2 separate regions of the Homo sapiens genome follow, and region 2 is linked to region 1. Evidence: chromatin loops called from intact Hi-C (ENCODE). Cell type or tissue: CD4-positive, alpha-beta T cell. All regions are shown on one strand. Each heading gives the region's core, and the rest is flanking DNA. Links, peaks and the distances in the headings are about the cores only. Region 1 overlaps ERG28 (ergosterol biosynthesis 28 homolog). Region 2 holds the start of BATF (basic leucine zipper ATF-like transcription factor).

Region 1 (8,565 bases), core at 3,566-8,565:
AGAGAGAGTGAGAAAATAAAGAGGATGGGTGGATCTTGGCCCAAATGATAATGGCCTGTGATGTCCAGTAGACCCTCAGTCTCTCTGATCTTCGACAGAGACCACCTTTGTGATCCAGCTCTCCCTGAAGGGCTCATCAATTCACCCTTCCTTCTCTAGATCTCTTTATTGCTTGTTTGGGGCGGGGAGTTGGCGGGGGGGGGCGGCGGTGTTTCACACTGTCTTGGGCCATTGCTGACTTTAATATCTGTCCCACTGGGTAGCAGAGAACAATACCGAAACTTGTATTGCCAAAGTGACAAAGAAAGCCTGTTAGTTTATTACCACTTCAGGCCCAAGAGGTTAACCTGACAACAGATAAACCGTGGACCAAGAAAATAATAATGAGGATGGGAAAAAGTCATTCCATTATTAGATTATTTATCTATTTTGGTTTTATTTAAATCAGACTAACTGAAATTACTACTCAACAAGAGTTGAACTAAGCCTTAAAAAAAAAAAAAAAAAGGCTGGGTGCTGTAGCTCACACCTGTAATCCCAGCATTTGGGAGGCGAGGCCAAGGTGAGTGGATCAGTTGAGCCCAAGTGGAGAGGTTGAGGTAGGAGGATCACTTAAGCCTTTGATTTCAAGGCTGCAATGAGCCATGACTATGCCACTGCATTCCAGCCTGTGTGACAGAGCAAGACCCTGTCTCAAAAAAATAAATAAATAAATAATAAATTAAAAAACAAAAAGTATGTAATCTAATTGTATTTTCCATACAACTTGAAGACAAAAGTGGATATGGTATGCTTTTCTTTCTCAAAAAATGGGAACTTCATTAAAATAGTCTCAAACAATGAGGTAGCACTGCAGCAGTCCAGCAGACCATGATTCTTATCTCAGCTCTGCCAACTTTGCTGTGTGACCTTAAGAAACTTGTTTAACCTCTCTGTTCCAACCCTCATCTGTAAGATGGAAATATTAATAGTGCCTGCTTACCTCATTGTAAAGATTAAATGGTAATATATGTTAGGTGCTTGGCACAGTTCACGGTGTAAGTGCTCAATGACTGAAACCTATTATTTTCTTGCAACCCAACACCAAGATTGCTGTTTCCTTCGCTATATAATTTTCTTACTAGTCCTAAACTCACACGTTAACTTAAACACACACAATTTATAAATTTGGAAAAAAGGAAAAGAGGCTTTATCTCTTGCAAAGGGTTACAGCCACCCAACAGGGAAGAGTGCCTCCCACCAAGACCAGAGACAGTTACTTTGAAGGAGAAGGGTTTGGGGTAGAGCTTCATGCTGAACAGGTTTGCTAAACATACACATTCGACAGGTTACAGGAGGAGCTGTGAATATTCCTGAAGGTTGTCCTGACACATGCATATTGAACAAACATATGTAACCACATATGAACCCTGTTCACTTTGGAGTGGAGACCTAACATTTAAGTCTATCACACCTAGGCTCTATACGTCAAAAAGTCTTTTCAGGACACCAAGACACTCAAGTGTGTGATCCTGCTAAACTGGCCAGGAGCAGTCCACGGTTGGTGGTCTTATCTGGAGAAAATTACTGAAATCAGTCTCTTGTCCAATCAAAGCTGTAGTTACAACTGGTGGAACAGGGGTCAGGTAGTCAGCCTCTGTGAGCTGGATGAGCTGCAATTGTTTTAATATTGCTTATCTCAAGGCCAGTGTTCATCTAGCTGCTGGAGAAAAAAAAAACCTTGTGGCAGAATATAACTTTTATTCTTTAAATGTAGGAGTGTGTAACTTAACCCTTGCCTGGCATGGCCTTAGGTCTTGTTTATAATTTGGTATCTTATTGCACAAAGAATCTGTTGTGTCATTCTTATGATCTCTATTTTAACTTTAATGCTGGTAAGTTGCTGTCTCTAAACCTGAAAACACAACGAATATAACAGGGCATGTCAGACCTCCCATCTTGTCATGGCCAGGAGCTCAGTTTTAGGATTTTTCTGGGGTCCCCTAGGCCAAGAGGGGCTCTGTTCAGTCCGTGATGGGCTTAGGATTTTATTTGGAGTTGACACACAGCAGTTTATTTTTAACTTTTAGATTGTTCTTCTAGTTTATGGAGCATGGTATACCTGAGAACCAGAGTCCAGAAAACCTAGGGATGTAAATAGTGACCTCACACCATAAGTCCTACTCAAATTTATAAAGTTCCATACACTTGGAAGAATCCGTCATCAATAGCCAGGCAGGTGTCTGTGAGTATAGTTATAATCGCCTTTGAGCTATTTGCATTACGAAGGAATGGCATGAAAACATGAAGGTATAGAAGTAAAGATAGAGGACTGATTCCAACCCAGAAAAAGGAGTTCTGATTTAGGGTAATATTTTGGAGAAATTGCTTAGACAAGGATAAGTACTGTGCCACTTATTGCAAAGTATACTGTTCATTCACCACTATTAGTGTGACTGAATTTCTTTTTTTGGCCTGCTTCATTCTTCCTCCCTTCCTGCTTATGGTTAACATAGACTGGCCCTCATTGTCTCATGTCCTCTGCCTTTGTTTCCAAGGCAAAAAGCCCTCCCACGTTTGAGGGGAGTCATGAGCCGTTTCCTGAATGTGTTAAGAAGTTGGCTGGTTATGGTGTCCATCATAGCCATGGGGAACACGCTGCAGAGCTTCCGAGACCACACTTTTCTCTATGAAAAGCTCTACACTGGCAAGCCAAACCTTGGTAAGAAATCAAAGAATTTCTGCATCCTTTATAGGACTTATAGGACTGGCCCTATGCTGTGGTTCCCAAACCAGGCTGTACATCAGAGTAACCTAGGAAACGTCAACAAACACAGGTACCCATTTCCCTCACCAAACCTATTTATTGAACCTGGGTGGAGCTCAGGAATCCAGTTGCTAAAACACTTCCCAGATGATTCTGATGCTGCCTTAGCTAGCCTTTGGCAGCTACTGGAGTAATAGACTTTGTGGTGAGCACTTGACCCTTTTTCCCCCAAGCTTCTCTGAATACTTTTCATTGATTTTACACTGCCCTGGGCAATTCATGTATTTAAAAAAAAAAAAAAAAAAGCATTATAAGGGCAAGTGAGGAAATAGACTTACTTGGTGACTCTGTGATGCCTGACAAGAAAGCCATAAAGAAGCTTTACATATATCTCAAAGCCCTCTTCAGAATCAGGTTTACATGATTCTGGGGCTTACATGACTCATATTCCATGTTACAGATGGAGAGTTATTAATTCAAGGTCTTCCGTGACATAGTCCCTGAGAAGGTATTTAAAATCCCTTCAAGTTGGTCTCCCAAAATGAAACTTAAGAAGGCCCATGGCAGCCTTTCCTGGCTTCCTGAGCCTCTCTACTGAGAGTGTCCATTTCAGCTTCCACTTCATCACGCTGATGTGTGGGGTAGTTTAAGCTGCAGCACTGTTTCACAGCAGATGACAATTCTGTGTCACATTTATAGCTAACCCAGATTCAGGCTCTGACCTAGCTCGTTTTTCTGCAGTGTCTGAGTATAAAATGAAATTAAGTAGGCTAAGGCTCATTTTAAGAAAGCTCAAATATAATAAGAGTAAAGAACCTGGGAAAGTGAGCAGAATAATTCCATCTTTTCACCTTCAAATGCTGCCCTCAGGTGGTCATGGAACCCTATATAGATTCACACATTTTTAGAGGTCATCTGGTCTAGCCCTTTGAGTTTAAAGTTGAGGCAAAGAGGTCCAGAGGTCATGTGACTTAAAGGCATATAGCTGAGCAGAACTTTATGTGTGTGTGTGTGTGTGTGTGTGTGTGTGTGTGTGTGTGTGTGTTCAGCCAGCACGGAAGCTGAGGCTGCCATCTCCCTTGTGATCTAGGGGCCTTCATGGTACTCTTCTGAAAGTAGCAGTGCTCTAAAGTGTCCCACAGAATTTCACCTCATACCTAATCTGGTTAGGGCTGGTTGAGTACTCTTAACTAGAGAAACGTCCTTAGTCTTCTCATTATCAAATTGGTTTATAAAGAATATAGCTATCCAGGGCTAATGCTAGATATTTGGTTGGCATATGGAATTTTTTCTCACTACCATCTAATGGTCTTCAGTATTGTGAATTTGGGAGAGCTGTCTGATTTTCCAAAGGCTGGAAAAATCCTTAAAGCCCAAGTAAACATTAGTAGACTTTTCAGTTGTCAATTTTGTCCCTTAAAATTTATCTTACTCAGCAGGTAGTAGACCAGCAAAGGAAGTATCTTTGCTTTCACTGTTTTGGCATCCCCGAGCCACTGGATGCCTTAGCTCAATGGTTTTGCATTTAAATTACCCAAACAGGGAGTTTCTAGAAAATACTTATGCCTGGGGCCCTCCTCCAGAGAATACGATATAGTTGGTCTGGTACCCAGGCCTTGTAATTTTATAAAACTACCTCAGTTGATTGTAATAAATGCCCAAAGTCAAGAACCACTGTTATGGTGGAATATGACCTATACTTTCAGGACAAGATATTTAATACAGCAATGTCAGAACAAAGCTACCAACAGCAGGATGCCCCCAGCAAACACCAAAGAAACAGTGCTTTGTCCCACTGCCATGCACACAGGAAACCAACCTGGTATTGGTTCATCCAACAGCATAGATCTGGATGCAGGAAGAGACCCAGGCACTCACATATCTTAAAGACCATATATGGGCATCTAAATTGGTCCCCAGTATCTCTGAGTTCTCTCCTGGATCAGCCTTGAAAGTCTGCTGGCCTCCTGGGCATCTTGCATTTCCAGATCAGTCTCTACAACGTTCCCCAAAACCTGTCCTGATCCAGACCCTCTAGGCTTCCAGGACAAAAGGGGTAAATTACTATATCTAGGAGTTATTTGCCTAACTGGGCTCTTTGTGGGTTTCCACTCTTGGAACTTCCCTTCCAACTGTAGACATTTGAAGAGAATCTGAGAAGTTCTCATTCTGGAATTCCTTCTATTCCTTCTAGTTCCCATGTTGCCACTAGGACCTCCATCCTGCCCAGCCACAGAGAGGTCAGGTCCAGCTCCCTATCTCCCATGAACCACCAGTGAAATAGGAGGAGTTTGGAAGGAACCTCAAGTCTCCCCTTCTGAACACTCTTGCTTTTTTCTGCTACACAGTGAATGGCCTCCAAGCTCGGACCTTTGGGATCTGGACGCTGCTCTCATCAGTGATTCGCTGCCTCTGTGCCATTGACATTCACAACAAGACGTATGTAAGGGAAGGAAGAGCTTTAGCATCCTTTTGTTGGAAATCAGATGCGAGGCATACCTGTTACCTTGAGTAATGGGAACTGTTAATCATTTTAATGCATTAGCTTAGAATGTGAATAATAAAAAACTCACAGGTTACATTCCCTCCAAGCCTAGAAAACATAGTAGACCTAACAGGTCTTCATTAAAGTCTGAAAATTCTTTGGAACTGACATAGCAAACTGGCAGGCCATTATCCAGTGGCCTGCATCATGCCCCTCCACTTCTTTATGAAAGAATCAGCCCTTCTTCTACTAAAGAAGTAGAGTGGTATGCTCTTTTTAGAGTAGCCACCCACACATACCTTTCTCACATTCCTCCTTAAGAAGCAGGAATGAACAGAAATCACAATCCATGAAAAAAGAGGAACCCACAAGTAAACTGTTGTATGTGTATGCAGCATCAGCAGGTGAGGGTGAAAGAGAAGCTAGGGCTCCTGAATCTACCTGTCTTGGGTACTCAAACAGACCAGGGTGGAACAATTGCAGGCAATCAGAAGCCATAACCAGTGCTGGCCACTAGAGGGGGCTCGAGCTTTCTTCCCAGCGGGAGTCATCATCACACTCTAGGTGGAAACAGTTTGTTCAGGTCACCGAGGGAGGCTATCTGAATGCCAACTTCACATTAAAATGTTTTTCTGTCTTATCCAGGCTCTTGGCATCTGGGGAAAACAGGAGGCGATAATATTTATTGAGCCCCTCTTATTATGCTGAGCTTTTATCTACGTGATCTTGATTAAGTCTTTTCTTAGCAGCCCTGGAGGTCATGATTTTCATTCCTGATTTTGCACATCTAAATATTAGAGATACAGTTAGTTTAAAGAAAGACTGACTCAAGTGAGATTTGAAGCAGGGCTATTAGCCGTTTGATCTCTTCAACCTTATTTTTTTTTTTAATTTTTTTTCAAACTTGAACCTGCAGTTTACTTGTCCTAGAATGACACATACTTTTGGAAGCAGTGTGTTTAGTTCTGGGCCCAGTTCTGTTGGTAACTAGCTTTGCAGTAGCAAGTCCATTATTCACCTTCCTTGCACCTTGGCCTCTTCATCCATAAAATGAGAATAGATATCTGTTCTACCTCTCAGGGTGACTAAGAGGAAGGGAGGATTGAACAATCATTTTAAAGACCTGTACCACAATGAAGAATTGCTGATGAGTATGAGGGATATATCTTTTGATTGTTGTGCTTTTGAAGTGAGCGAAGACAACCCAGACTTATCTCTTTTTTTTTTTTTTTCTGAGACAGTCTTGCTCTGTCACCCAAGCTGGAGTACAGTGGCACAATCTCAGCTCCCTGCAACCTCCACCTCCGCCTCCTGGGTTTAAGCCATTCTCCTGCCTCAGCCTCCCCAGTAGCTGGGATTACAGGCGCGCACCACCATGCCCCTCTAATTTTTGTATTTTTAGTAGAGACAGGTTCTCACCATGTTGGCCAGGCTGGTCTCGAACTCCTGACCTCGTGATCCACCCACCTTGGCCTCCAAGGTGCTGGGATTACAGGCTTCAGCCACTGTGCCCGGCCTGACCCAGACTTATCTTTACCTCAGTTACCATTTACTTTCACCTCTCCCCACACAGGACAGCTGCAAACGCTGACTCCTGTTTCTAGACCTTTCTAGCCTAGGACTTTGATCGATGCACTTCTGATGTGCATTCTGATCCTATTCCCTCCCTAACTAGAGACTGAAAGTCAACACACATACATATTGTTTCCACAATGGGCCAGGCGCGGGTGGCTTCTGCCTGTAATCCCAGCACTTTGGGAGGCCAAGGTGGGCAGATCACTTGAGATCAGGAGTTTGAGACCAGCTTGGCCAACATGGCGAAACCCCATCTCTACTAAAAATACAAAAATTAGCTGGGCGTGGTGGTGTGCACCTGTAGTCCCAGCTACTCCAGGAGGCTGAGGCAGGAGAATCACTTGACCCAAGAGGCGGAGGTTGCAGTGAGCCAAGATTGTGCCACTGCACTCCAGCCTGAGAGACAGAGCAAGAGTCTGTCTCAAAAAAAAAAAAAAAAAAAAAAAAGGTGTAAAAATATGCACAGGAGAGATACAAATCAAATGTAAGATACCAGTTACTTGTGGGGATGAGGGAGAACAGACTTAGAGCAGGATAAGTATACACAGGATGATTTAACTCTTCTCTGTAAGTTTTTATTAGAAGAGTCTGAAACAAAATGTCAAGATGTTAAGATCTGAGGGAGCTGGGTGTTGGTTGCATTGGTGTTCATTATAGTGTTCAGTAATTTTTTTGTATGTTTGAAGTATTTCATAATTTTAAAAAATTTTATACTAAAAAGATATCAGCAAACAAAGTGGTCAGTCACCTAGTAGCCTGTCTCTTCTCTACCTTATAGTCAAAGCTGAAAGATAAGTTCTTTTCCCATGAGGTTGTCACCATGTCCTCAATGTGACTACTTTTCTAGGCTAAGGCACAAAGTAACCAACGTATATTGCAAGAGCATCTAAAAGCCCCAGAGGTGTCCTTGCTCCTTACTCCCCATGAGGCCGTTCGTTCTGTGGCATCCATCTTATAAACACCGACAAGTGCATGGCCAGATGCCTGCCAGGTGGGATTAGACTGCAGAGTCAACCAATTTGGATAAATAGAATATGTAAGCGTGCTGGATCCAAAGTTGTCTACACTGCCTGCGATTGTCATCATTCAGGCTCTGCTTTGCTATAGCTGAGTTCACCACTTTGCTGAGACCTGGACGTTCATTCTGGATGCCTGAACCATTCTCCTCTCAGTTTAGCAGTTGAAACCTTCAGTTTTGCCCTAGATGAGAATATCGTTGTGATCAAATAACCAGCTCTTCCTCAGGAACAAGTGTCCTTTCTTTTAAGTCTTAATGACATCCTGGGTTCTTATTTGTCTGTATGAAGTCTGATACTTTTCCTCTGTTCTGAACAAACAGTAACTTTGGTTCCCATTTCTGTCTGCTTCCTTATAGGCTCTATCACATCACACTCTGGACCTTCCTCCTTGCCCTGGGGCATTTCCTCTCTGAGTTGTTTGTCTATGGAACTGCAGCTCCCACGATTGGCGTCCTGGCACCCCTGATGGTGGCAAGTAAGCATCCAACCACCCTAGACCTCCTACAGGAGCTGTGCCAGCTCTAGAGCTAGTACAGAGGGTGGACACAGGAGAGAGAGAGAAGAAAGGTACCGTATGTATGTTAGTCACTAGTCTTTCCTCTGTATTTAAGGTTTCTCCATCCTGGGTATGCTGGTCGGGCTCCGGTATCTAGAAGTAGAACCAGTATCCAGACAGAAGAAGAGAAACTGAGGCCAGCATTATCACCTCCAGGACTTTCTCGTTTTCCACCTTGGCCATC
Region 2 (10,072 bases), core at 2,423-7,422, 130 kb after region 1:
AAGGGAGGCCAAGAACGTCTCTGTCACACAGATAGTAGGCAGCAGGGCTGGGATTCAATCCCTGTTCTGACTGCTGAGCTGCCGAACTATACTTACATTCCACTTAAGAAAACAGGTACACACTTAAAAAGCTTACAGCAGTTTGCCAGTCTGAGGACATTGTCTACTTGTACACAAGGAAGATTTTATCCTTTTAAATTTTGATTGGTCTGTTTGCTTGCCCTAAAGAATAGTGAATCAGAATCAGACTCTGATAGAGAAAGAGGTAAGGATCATAGATGTTCAAGCTTAAGGTGGTAAACCAGAATGTGGGGACACAGTGAAATCATGGAGAACATACAAGCAGCAGGGCCACCAAAAACTTGACATTCAGACTGTTGAGCACAGTTAGTACAGACTTTCTGTTCATTCATTCTTTCCAAAAAGTTAACAAATAGCTGTGAATTTAATGTTAGTGTGCAATGGAGTGTAAGCTGAATACATTTCAAATAAAACCCAAGCACCCAATCAGAGCTGTTGGTGCAGTCTGCTCTGTTTCCTTGTAAAGCTGAAAGATGCATTATTTCCCCTAAAACTACATCTTACTTACTTATTCTTGATACGGTTAACACAGCCATTCTAACTGGCTGATTATCATGCTAATCTTCCAGATAAATACAAGCTTATTGATTTTTGGTGCCAATTGCACTTTTTCCATGGAAAGGAATTGCTAGGCTATTAGAGGTAAGGGAATGTTTCTGGAGCAAGGGCAGGAAGGTAGAGTTGCTAGGGAAGGGGATGAGGGGATGGAGAGAAAGGAACTAGTGAAGAGTTGGTTGAACAAGAACCATACTGGGGGCAGAGTGAAGAGAGGTAAGGTGGTAAGGTATGAGCAATGGGGAGGAAGCAGTACTTTATAAGGGGCACAGCCAGAACCTAGAAACACCATCTAGGGCCTTGGCCACTGGCGGAACTGCAGTTCAGCACTGCTCAAGGCCCCTGGACCACTCAAGACAGAGGTAAAAGCTTTCTCTAGAAAAATTTGGGACTAGAGGCAACTCAACTAGGATGGTGATCATCCCAGATAAGGGCACTTGAAATTGCATCTTTCATAGACCCCTTGGGATACCATTAAAGACAGAAATTTCAAAATAAGACTTTAATAATGCTCTGAAAAGAGGAATCTGGTACAGCGCCCTGTGAATTTCCTTGTGTCAAATGCAGGGGCATTTGGGTCTCTGCCAAGGGATGCGACTATGTGTGGTCCTTGCACTGCGAGACAATGGGCCGTCCCCAAAGCACTTGATACCTTCTAAATTCTTTCCCAATACAGCTCTGCCTTCTCCCACCCCTTGAGCCCTCCTGGGGTAGAAAGGCCCATTTCTCTGTTCAGCCTCCTGGCCCATTCCCTGCTACAGAGCCTTCTATTTTTTTTTTTTTTTTTTTGAGATGAAGTTTCACTCCTATCACCCAGGTTTGAATGCAATGGCGCGATCTCGGCTCACTGCAACCTCTGCCTGTTCAAGTGATTCTCCTGCCTCAGCCTCCCAAGTAGCTGGGACTACAGGCATGCACCACCATGCCTGGCTAATTTTTTGTATTTTTAGTAGAGACGAGGTTTCACCATGTTGGCCAGGCTGGTCTCGAACTCCTGACCTCAGGTGACCCACCCGCCTTGGCCTCCCAAAATGCTGGGATTACAGGTGTGAGCCACCACGCCCGGACTACAGAGCCTTCTTAAAGCACTCTCACGACAGCTTCCCTTCCCTACCTCACCCCACGGCCCTCACCCTCCACTAACCCACCCCACATACACATCCCCACACAAGCAGAATCAAAGCTATGGTCCAAGGGTTCCCAGATGGCGGAGGGCAAAGCCTAAAGCTCACGAGGATGAAGATTGATCTGAACACTTACCAGGTGCAGGGTGTCGGCCTTCTGTGTCTGCCTCTGTCGGCTCTTCTGGGCGGCAATACGATTTTTCTCCCTCCTCTGAACTCTTCTCACATCATCAGATGAGTCCTGGGAAGCAGAGACGGGGAGGATTACATGGGTCTGCATCTCCCTTCTGAGTGAAAGCAGGCTCTGGTGGTGTGTGGTATCCGTCCAGCCATCCTTCCATGCCTTCGTCTCTGCATGAACCCTCCATCCCTCTATTTACCAAAAGCCTGCACCCGAAGGAGAGCTCTTCTCCATGCCTGCTTACACATTCCCAGGTCTCTGACTTTTTTGACCAATAGCTACAGGAAAAAGAAAAGAGAACTTGAGGACTCAATAGAGCTGTATTTGGCCAAAAAAAAAAAAAATGGTTAAGGCGATGAAGTGTGTTTTATCACCTCTCCTCTGTAGGGCTGCTCCACCCTCGCCCTCTCACTTTTTGGCCTTTAGGCTCTTCTTGCTGTTCTTTTAGCTGTTTTCTTTTTTTCAGACTTTGTTGAGTGCCTACTATATGCCAACCTCTGGGCAAGTGTTCTTTCAGAAGTGCTCTTGTTTAATTCCCCAATGCTGTGAAGTTGATATCATCATTTCCATTTTATATGTGAGGAAACTGAGGCTCTAAGAGTGTGCCCAAGGACTCCTGGTCATCTGAGAGTGCTACATCTTCTGGTGCTGAGCCCAATGGCTTTCCAAGACCCTTCCCCGCTAGCTACTCTGCACCCCATGTGGTCTTCTGCTGCATTCCTGAGCTGAGGGTGCATCCCAGATCTGCCTCCTCTTTCCTTCCGTTGTGCTCAGCCACTGTGACATTCCCCATGGCCCCAGCACAATGCCTGGCACATCAATGCCAAAAAGAACGTTAATGGTGGAGGTGACCTGGCTGTGGTGGGCAGTAGATGGGTGCTTGGTAGGATAAGGGGATCTTTGGGTGTTCTCTAATTACACCCAGAGAGAGGCATGTCCTGTGCCTGGGCAGAGAGGTTAGCTCCAGTTCTCTCCCAGATGCTGCAGTGTAGGTGTAGGAGTCCTGGCAACTCATGCCCTGTTCCCTTCCACGTCTCCCACAGGCTAGAGGGGCACAGATCCAAGGGCAAAGCTCTGGGATCACTAAGTACTGGGCTCACCAACATGTCCAATACTTTCAGGCCTTTGTGGTAGGAGGTCATTGGCATAGATAGGAAGGAAGTGCTCTTCCTCTAAGGGGGATGGGGCACCAGGTTACCATGGAAGCCATGAGTAATTTCCTTCCTAAGAAAAGTACAAACTTCCAGGCAGTCAGAGCCACTCTGACACCATCTTGAGCAGCAGACTGGATTCTGTGCCTTCTAGAGGTCTCCACCCAGACTCATCCCAGCCTGCTGCTCCGTTATTAGAGGCTTAGGATATACGCCCTGTTCAATATTTATATACTTTTATTTTGGCTGCAGCATTTTGAAAACCCTTGTGGATATCTGTGCTAAGGAAAGAATGAAGTTTTTAAACTATGAAGGTTGAGAAAATTTTAACCCACGGATACATGTCGGATGAGAAAGAGGAGGGCTTCCTACAGCAAGGGATGTCAAGAGTGTGGTGCAGAACAAAACCCTAGAAGCTGTGAGATGGGCAGGGCACTCCTTTTTTGGTAATCCTCAAGCTAAAACCTTTGGACTTGGAAGTCACAATCTAGACTCCAAATGCTCCCACAATCCCTATCTCAGTCTCTCTGGTTTCCCCAGAGCTAAGATGAACTACCAGCAAATGTCTTCCAACAAATTTCCAGAGCCACCTCCTCATTCATTTCCTTGCTCCTATCCAGAAGCCACAAGCAAAGAGATATTGGCTGGACCTCTAGCATCTCCCCTTGCTGGCTGTGCTAGCAACAGAGGCAGTGCCCCAGTAGAGAGATCCTTCTATGCTAGCCTGGGTTTCTCCTCCTCCTCCTCCTTCTTCCTCTTCTTCTTCTTCTTTTTTTTTTTTTTTAACTTTTCCCTAACCCCTTTTCTCCCCTTCCCTATTGGCTGTCTCCTGGGAAACTGCATATCTAGGATTTGAGCTGTGCATGCCAGCGGCCCACTTGAAAACTCCTCTCACTTTTCTACAGCCTTGGAGAACAGTAGACTCTTTTCTCTGCATTCTTTGATGTTCATCCTCCTCTTTGCTTCCTAGAAAGCTTTTTAGGGTGGCAACCCCAGTGAGGCAGAGGTGATAGGCAGCCTTGGAAAATGGAGAGAAAAAGGGGCTTTGGCAGAATGGGTGGAAGGATGAGGATCTCTGCCAATATGCACAGCTTAGTAGCAAATTCCATGTCCTAAGTCTAACAGAGTGCCCGTGCAACGAGCCACTTCCTCCATCCTCAGCTCCCTGGGCAGGACAAGGAAGCCTGGCTCTCTTTCCATCCCCCAGGAGAATCAGAAGGTAGGAGAGAGAAAAAGGAGGACTCTACCTGTTTGCCAGGGGGAGGAGAGCGGCTGAAGCTGGAGTCACTGCTGTCGGAGCTGTGAGGCATGGCTGAAATCTTCCGGGCTCTCACACTCAGCCCCAGGCACCTCTGGGCTCTCTTGTCACCAGCTGGGCTCCCTTCCTGACTTCTCCTGGGCCACCAGCCCACCACCCCCTACAGGTGCCTCCTCTGCCTGCCCTGTAGCCACCTCTGACCCCTGCGTCCTCCTCACTCTGGGGTGCAGAGGGACTGCTCCCCAAAGGGACATGTCGCTCGCTTTGGGGCTTGCACGCTCTCTCTCTCTCTTGTGGTTTCTGGTAACTCACGCTGGAAGTCACATGGGCGGAAACTTCAGCGAGTTAGAAGTTAGAGAGAAAAATACATATCTGGGAAAAGACCTACAGAATTATGTGAAAGAAAAAAAAATACAGATACCTTCCGACAGTTTGAAAGACACAGCAGCCCTCTTCAATTGATGAAGATAAAAGAGAAAAACAGCCCAGGCAGGGAAAAACCCCAGCCAGAATTAGCAAGTCCGTCTTCTGTCAACATGGGCAGAGAGGAGAGGACAACCAGGAAAATGTTTCCATTGTCATACGACTTGATTTTTAAACCAAAATAAAGCAAAAACACTGGGATTTCTTTCTGGTTTTCAGCCGAAAGCAGCTGCTCACCCATCTTGTCTTTCCTCACCCCTTAAGTCCAGCCAGCCTCGGGGTGGTCTGGAGATAAGACGATCCAAGGGTATTCTCCTTTCCTGACCATCAAACACAAGGGCTGTGGGAGATCAGAAAGCCACAAGGGAGGTTCTAGAATTGCTGCTCTGAAAGCCTATTAAGCGCCTGTGCTGCTTGGCAGGGAGCTCACACTCTTTAGAGAAAAGATGCCTTCCATATTGAGCAGCTCAAGACAGGCCCTGAATCTTTATGATTCAAGGTCACCTGGTCAGAACCCAGAATGCAGAAACAGTTAAAAAAAAAAAAGAAAGAAAGAAAGAAAGAAAAAGTGAAACAAATACTACACTTGGAGTCAGACCAACCAAGATTTAAATTCTGGTTCTACCACTTTGTATGTCTGTGGCCCTGGGTAGCTCACTTGAGCTATGTGACCTTCATTATCTTCATCTGTAAACAGAGGATGATAAAACCTGCCCTGCCTACCTCTTAGGAATGTGGCACAAAGCAAATGACAACGCGGATTAGAATGCCCCGCAGACTCTGAAGTAAATGACCGAGAGGGTAAGTGTAGGGTATTCCCAGCCTTGCCATGAGCGCATTTGTAGGGTTCTCAGTGATCAATTCAACCCTCACCTGGGCATCGTGGCTTTTTCAAAAGGCCTTACCTTATTCCCAGTATGGCTCGAAGCCAAACATTTGCCTTATTAAATTTTAGGATTGACAGGAAGTTACGGCTCCTAGAGGATTTTTGTATCCATGAGCTGAATTTCTAGACTAAGACAATATTGCCCTAAGGTTAAATTAAGTAAGACAAAATTCCTTTCCTATGGAGGAAAATAAAGCAGGGTTGGAGGTTAGGGAATTCTGGGTGGTCAGAAGGGCCTTGCCCAAAGAGGGGATACCTGAGCAGAGATTCGAAGAAAGAGAGGGAGTGAATGGTGAGTGTCTCAGGGAAGGACATTCCAGGACCTGAGGTGGAAGTGTGCTTGAGTATTGGAAAAAGAGCAGGGGGGCCAGGTAGTTGGATATCAGAGGCAGCAAAAGTGGCAGGCGATGAGGTCAGTGAGGTAATGGCCCGGTCAGGGAGGGCCTTAGAGGCCAACATCAGGATTTTAGCTTTCATTCTGAAAGACACAGTGAGCCCATGGAGGGTTTCCCCTTCCACCTTCATTCTTATCCTCTACCTCAGCTACTATTCATTTCTCCCATAGCAGTTACCCAATTTTATACTTATTTTATTCGTTTACTGATTTATCTTTTTCCTGTTTCCCTCAATAGAATGTTAAAACCATTTACACCTTTATTAATATATTCAACAAACGTTCATGGTGCATCTACCATGTGCCAGGCACTAAGTACTGAGGATACAGTTAGTAAAAAGAAGCTTGACTTTTTGTCTAAATGAGATAGTCTATCAGTGTTCGCTGCCCAAAAAACTACCAGAAACTTCGATGACTCAAGCCATTTATTTGGCTCATGAGTCTGTGGGTCATCTGAAAGGTTCTTTGGGGATAGGCTGGGCTAGGCTGATCTCGGCTAGGCTCGGTCATGTGTCCTCAGACAGCTGGTAGGTTGGCTGATAATTGACTGGTCTGGCCTGGCTTTGCCTTGGGCATTTCTCCTCCACATGGTCTCTCATCCACCAACAGGCTGGTCGGAGCATGTTTATTTGATAGTGGCAGGATTCCAAGAGTAGGAGCAGAAGCATTCGAAGCCCCATGGAACCCAGGCTCAGAGCTAGCACAGAACTCAGAACCTGCCACATTCTATTGGCCGAGGAGAGTCACAAGGCCAGTTCAGACTCAATGAGTTGAGAAACAGACTTCACTTCTCGATAGGAAAAATTTAACTAATTGTGGCAATTTCTACAATCTCCTACAGATGAGAAGCCATTGGAGGTGTCAGAGCAGAGGAGTGACATGATCTGACTTAGGTTTTTAGAGGATCTCTCTGGACACAGTTGAGATTTTACGATAGGGGAGCAAAGTGGAAGCAGGGAGATGAGTCAGGATTTCAGTATTGGATTACTGCAACCATCCAAACAAAAGATGCTGGCAGCATAGGCCAGTTAGACAGTGATGAAAGTGGTGAGAAGTGGGCCCTGTAAAAACCAAAGTCTGTGTTTCTCTTGTTTATAGTCATATGCTCAGTACCTAACAGATGCCGAGTAAATGGTTTTCAAACGAATGAATGCATAAGTGAATTCACTTTGCTCTTCATTTATGGCACTTATGACCTGCATTATCCTAGTGTATTGAAAGCCCTTTCAGGACAATAATAGTCATATTTATGTTTCATTCGGTTTAAATTAACATTTATTTATCACCTATTACAGAGCAGAATTCTTAAATATGAATAAGACAGAGACTCTGCTCTCACAGAAAAAAGAAAACATAGTCAAATAACCAAACAGGTTATTATAAATGTTACAAGCGTTCTAAGTATTACAGCGTATGGATGAAGTTCTTAGCTCTTTGAACATCCTATCATTCAACAAGTAAACACTTGTTGAATGAATGATTGCTTGATTCTGTCATTCCCAATCAATGTACTGATTTAATATTTAACAGAGACTAATGAGAGAAATGCAAAATTAGTTTTTACATAAAAAGACGGGTCTTATTTAATAGTATTAATTATACATTATTTTTAAATATTTAAGATTAAAAAATAATAAACACTTATGTAGCCACCATTAAGCTGAAGAAATAAATTATGAATAGAGCCGAAGCTTCCTTCATCCCTTTCTAATTCCGCTTCCTCCCCACCCCAGGTAACCCATTATCCAGATGTGGGGTTTATCATTCTTATGCATTTTTCTATACTTGAACCAAACCTGTATGTATGCCTAAGCAATATATAATATTGTCCTGCAGGATTTTAAACTTTTTACCTTGCTAATATTTTTTATTTGATTTTCAGCATTGTATCTGAATGGTAATGGCAAGGTTTGGGATATACACATCCCACTGATGTTATCCTGGAGAACTCCAGGAAGCTACCAAGTAACAGTTATAATAAAACTGGCATGCGCTCAGTGAACATCAGCCTAAAGCCTAAAGATAGTATTAAGGTAGTGGTTGCTGGATACTACAAACCCTTATGCTGACAGCTGGCTGATATAGGGCCTGGTACAAACTAGAAAACAGCGCCACCTCTAGGTAGGCAACCTCATACCAAAGCGTATGGCCTGGCAAGCCCTCACTTGACCTCTCAGGTTGGAGCCCTTGAACAGTGAACAACCTGCACAACTATACCTAGCATCCTTGCCATATGCTACTTACTGTGTACCGGGAATAGTATATGAATTGGCTCCATTTAATTCTCATGACAGTCACAGGAGGTAAGCACCGTTTCCCCACCTCACCCCATTTTATGTATGTGGAATATTGAGGCACAAGGAGATTAGGTAACATTCCCAAGATCATACAGCTAGAAAAGTCACTGGAGCTAGGACTCAAACTCAGGCAATTTGGTTCAATGCTTATAAGCACCATGCTCTACCACATCTCATTTTAATCTTCCCCAGGATTCCACAGAGCAGGTATCATAATTAGATTCTAAAATTTATATGCAATTAAGGCACAGAGAGTTCGATCATTTGCCCAAGGTCACACAGTTAGCAAGTGACAGAGTTGGGAGCAGTCTAACGTATTCAAACAGTAGACAACTGCCAAGATGCTACTCAGCTCCAGGCTGTCATTAGAAGAATGCCAAGAAATAACCATACCTCCAAACCTCCTGCCCTTAGATTACTTTATTAGGCTTGGAACCCTTGTAATTGCTGTAATAATTACTAGGAACTTGGATATAGCTGTTTTACTTGGTATAAACTTTCTGGAAACACGTTCAGGAAAAAATTCAAAAGACCACTCCAGTTTGAAATAATGAAGGGTGGGGGAATGTGGGGCGGGGAGGGTCACATGCATTAAAATGCCTTAATTGCCCTAAATTTTTAAAAGAAATATAGTTGGAATACTTTGGGATAAAAGACTCCTCAAAACACTCTGTGCATTTATGGCATTTTAAGAATAAAGGTAGGCTGGGTGCAGTGGCTCATGCCTGTAATCCCAGCACTTTGGGAGGCCAAGGCAGGCAGATCACTTGAGGTCAGGAGTTTGAGACCAGCCTGGCCAACATGGTGAAACCCTGTCTCTACTAAATATACAAAATAATTAGCTGGACATGGTGGCGCACTCCTGTAGTCCCAGCTACCCGGGAAGCTGAGGCATGAGAATTGCTTGAACCAGGGAGGCGCAGATTGCAATGAGCGGAGATTGCCCCACTGCACTCCAGCCTGGGTGACACAGCAAGACTCTGTCTCCAAGAAAAAAAAAAAAAAAGAGTAAATGTAGAGCCTCCTGTTTCAGCTATCTATTGCTACACAATGAGTTACCCTAAACAACTTTAAACAATAAGCATCTATTATCTCACACAGTTTTTGAGAGGCAGGAATCTAGGAACACCTTGGCTGAGTGGTTCTGGCTCAGGATCTCTCATGAGGCTGCAGCCAAGTTATCAGCTGAGGCTCTGGTCATCTGAAGACTTGATTGGGACTGGAAGATTCATTTACAAGATGGCTCCCTCATATGGATGTTGGCAAGACATCTCAGTTCCTCCTCACATGAGTCTCCCCACGGGGCTGCCTGAGTGTCCTCCCCATGACATGGCAACTGGCTCCCTGGAGAGTGAACAACAAGAGAGAGAAATAAAGAAAGAGAGAGAGACAGAGAGAGAGAGAGAGAGAGAGAGAGAGAGAGAGAGGAGTTGCAGTGTCTTTTATGACCTAGTCCTCCATCTTTGTTCTACTCTTGGGGCCGGGTGGCATGGCTCATGCCTGTAATTCTAGCACTGTGGGAGGCCGAGGCAGGAGGATTGCTTGAGTCCAGGAGTTTGAGACCAGCCTGGGCAACATGGTGAGACCTTGTCTCTACAAAAAATTAGCTGGGCAGAGCTGAGGTGGAAGAATCACTTAAGCCCAGGAGGCGGAGGTTGCAGTGATTTGAGACTGAGCCACTGCACTCCAGCCTGGGCAACAGGCTGACCTAAAAGAAAAAAG

Evidence for each region. A loop is a pair of places that touch in the nucleus more often than their neighbours do. Peaks named below come from ENCODE experiments on the same cell type or tissue, not always from the same donor. Only the 100,000 strongest peaks of a DNase experiment are listed, where the experiment ranks them.
Region 2: it touches region 1 in a loop (2.9-fold over the local background); 12 of 110 quality-filtered maps call a loop at or near these places.

What each region holds. Positions count from the first base shown.
Region 1 is chr14:75,651,506-75,660,070 of GRCh38, reverse strand. ERG28 (ergosterol biosynthesis 28 homolog) reads left to right here. Exons shown (of 5, transcript NM_007176.4): 2 at 2,538-2,701; 3 at 5,095-5,185; 4 at 8,182-8,300; 5 at 8,437-8,565. The coding sequence starts at 2,569. The coding sequence ends at 8,516. Among named protein-coding and RNA genes, the nearest start is that of ERG28, 5.1 kb to the left of the region's middle. In CD4-positive, alpha-beta T cell, for the core only: CTCF peaks have their summits at 5,545 and 5,745 (motif pointing right); a DNase peak (open chromatin) is centred at 5,760.
Region 2 is chr14:75,517,013-75,527,084 of GRCh38, reverse strand. BATF (basic leucine zipper ATF-like transcription factor) reads right to left here and starts at 4,616. Exons shown (of 3, transcript NM_006399.5): 1 at 4,340-4,616; 2 at 1,897-2,001. The coding sequence starts at 4,402. It overlaps LOC105370572 (a long non-coding RNA gene), which reads right to left. Exons shown (of 3, transcript XR_944037.3): 3 at 7,311-9,694. RefSeq lists enhancers at 4,319-4,648, 9,743-9,812. In CD4-positive, alpha-beta T cell, for the core only: no CTCF peak of the experiment used is centred there; DNase peaks (open chromatin) are centred at 3,134, 4,644, 5,194 and 5,494; H3K4me3 peaks cover 2,880 bases; H3K27ac peaks cover 3,947 bases.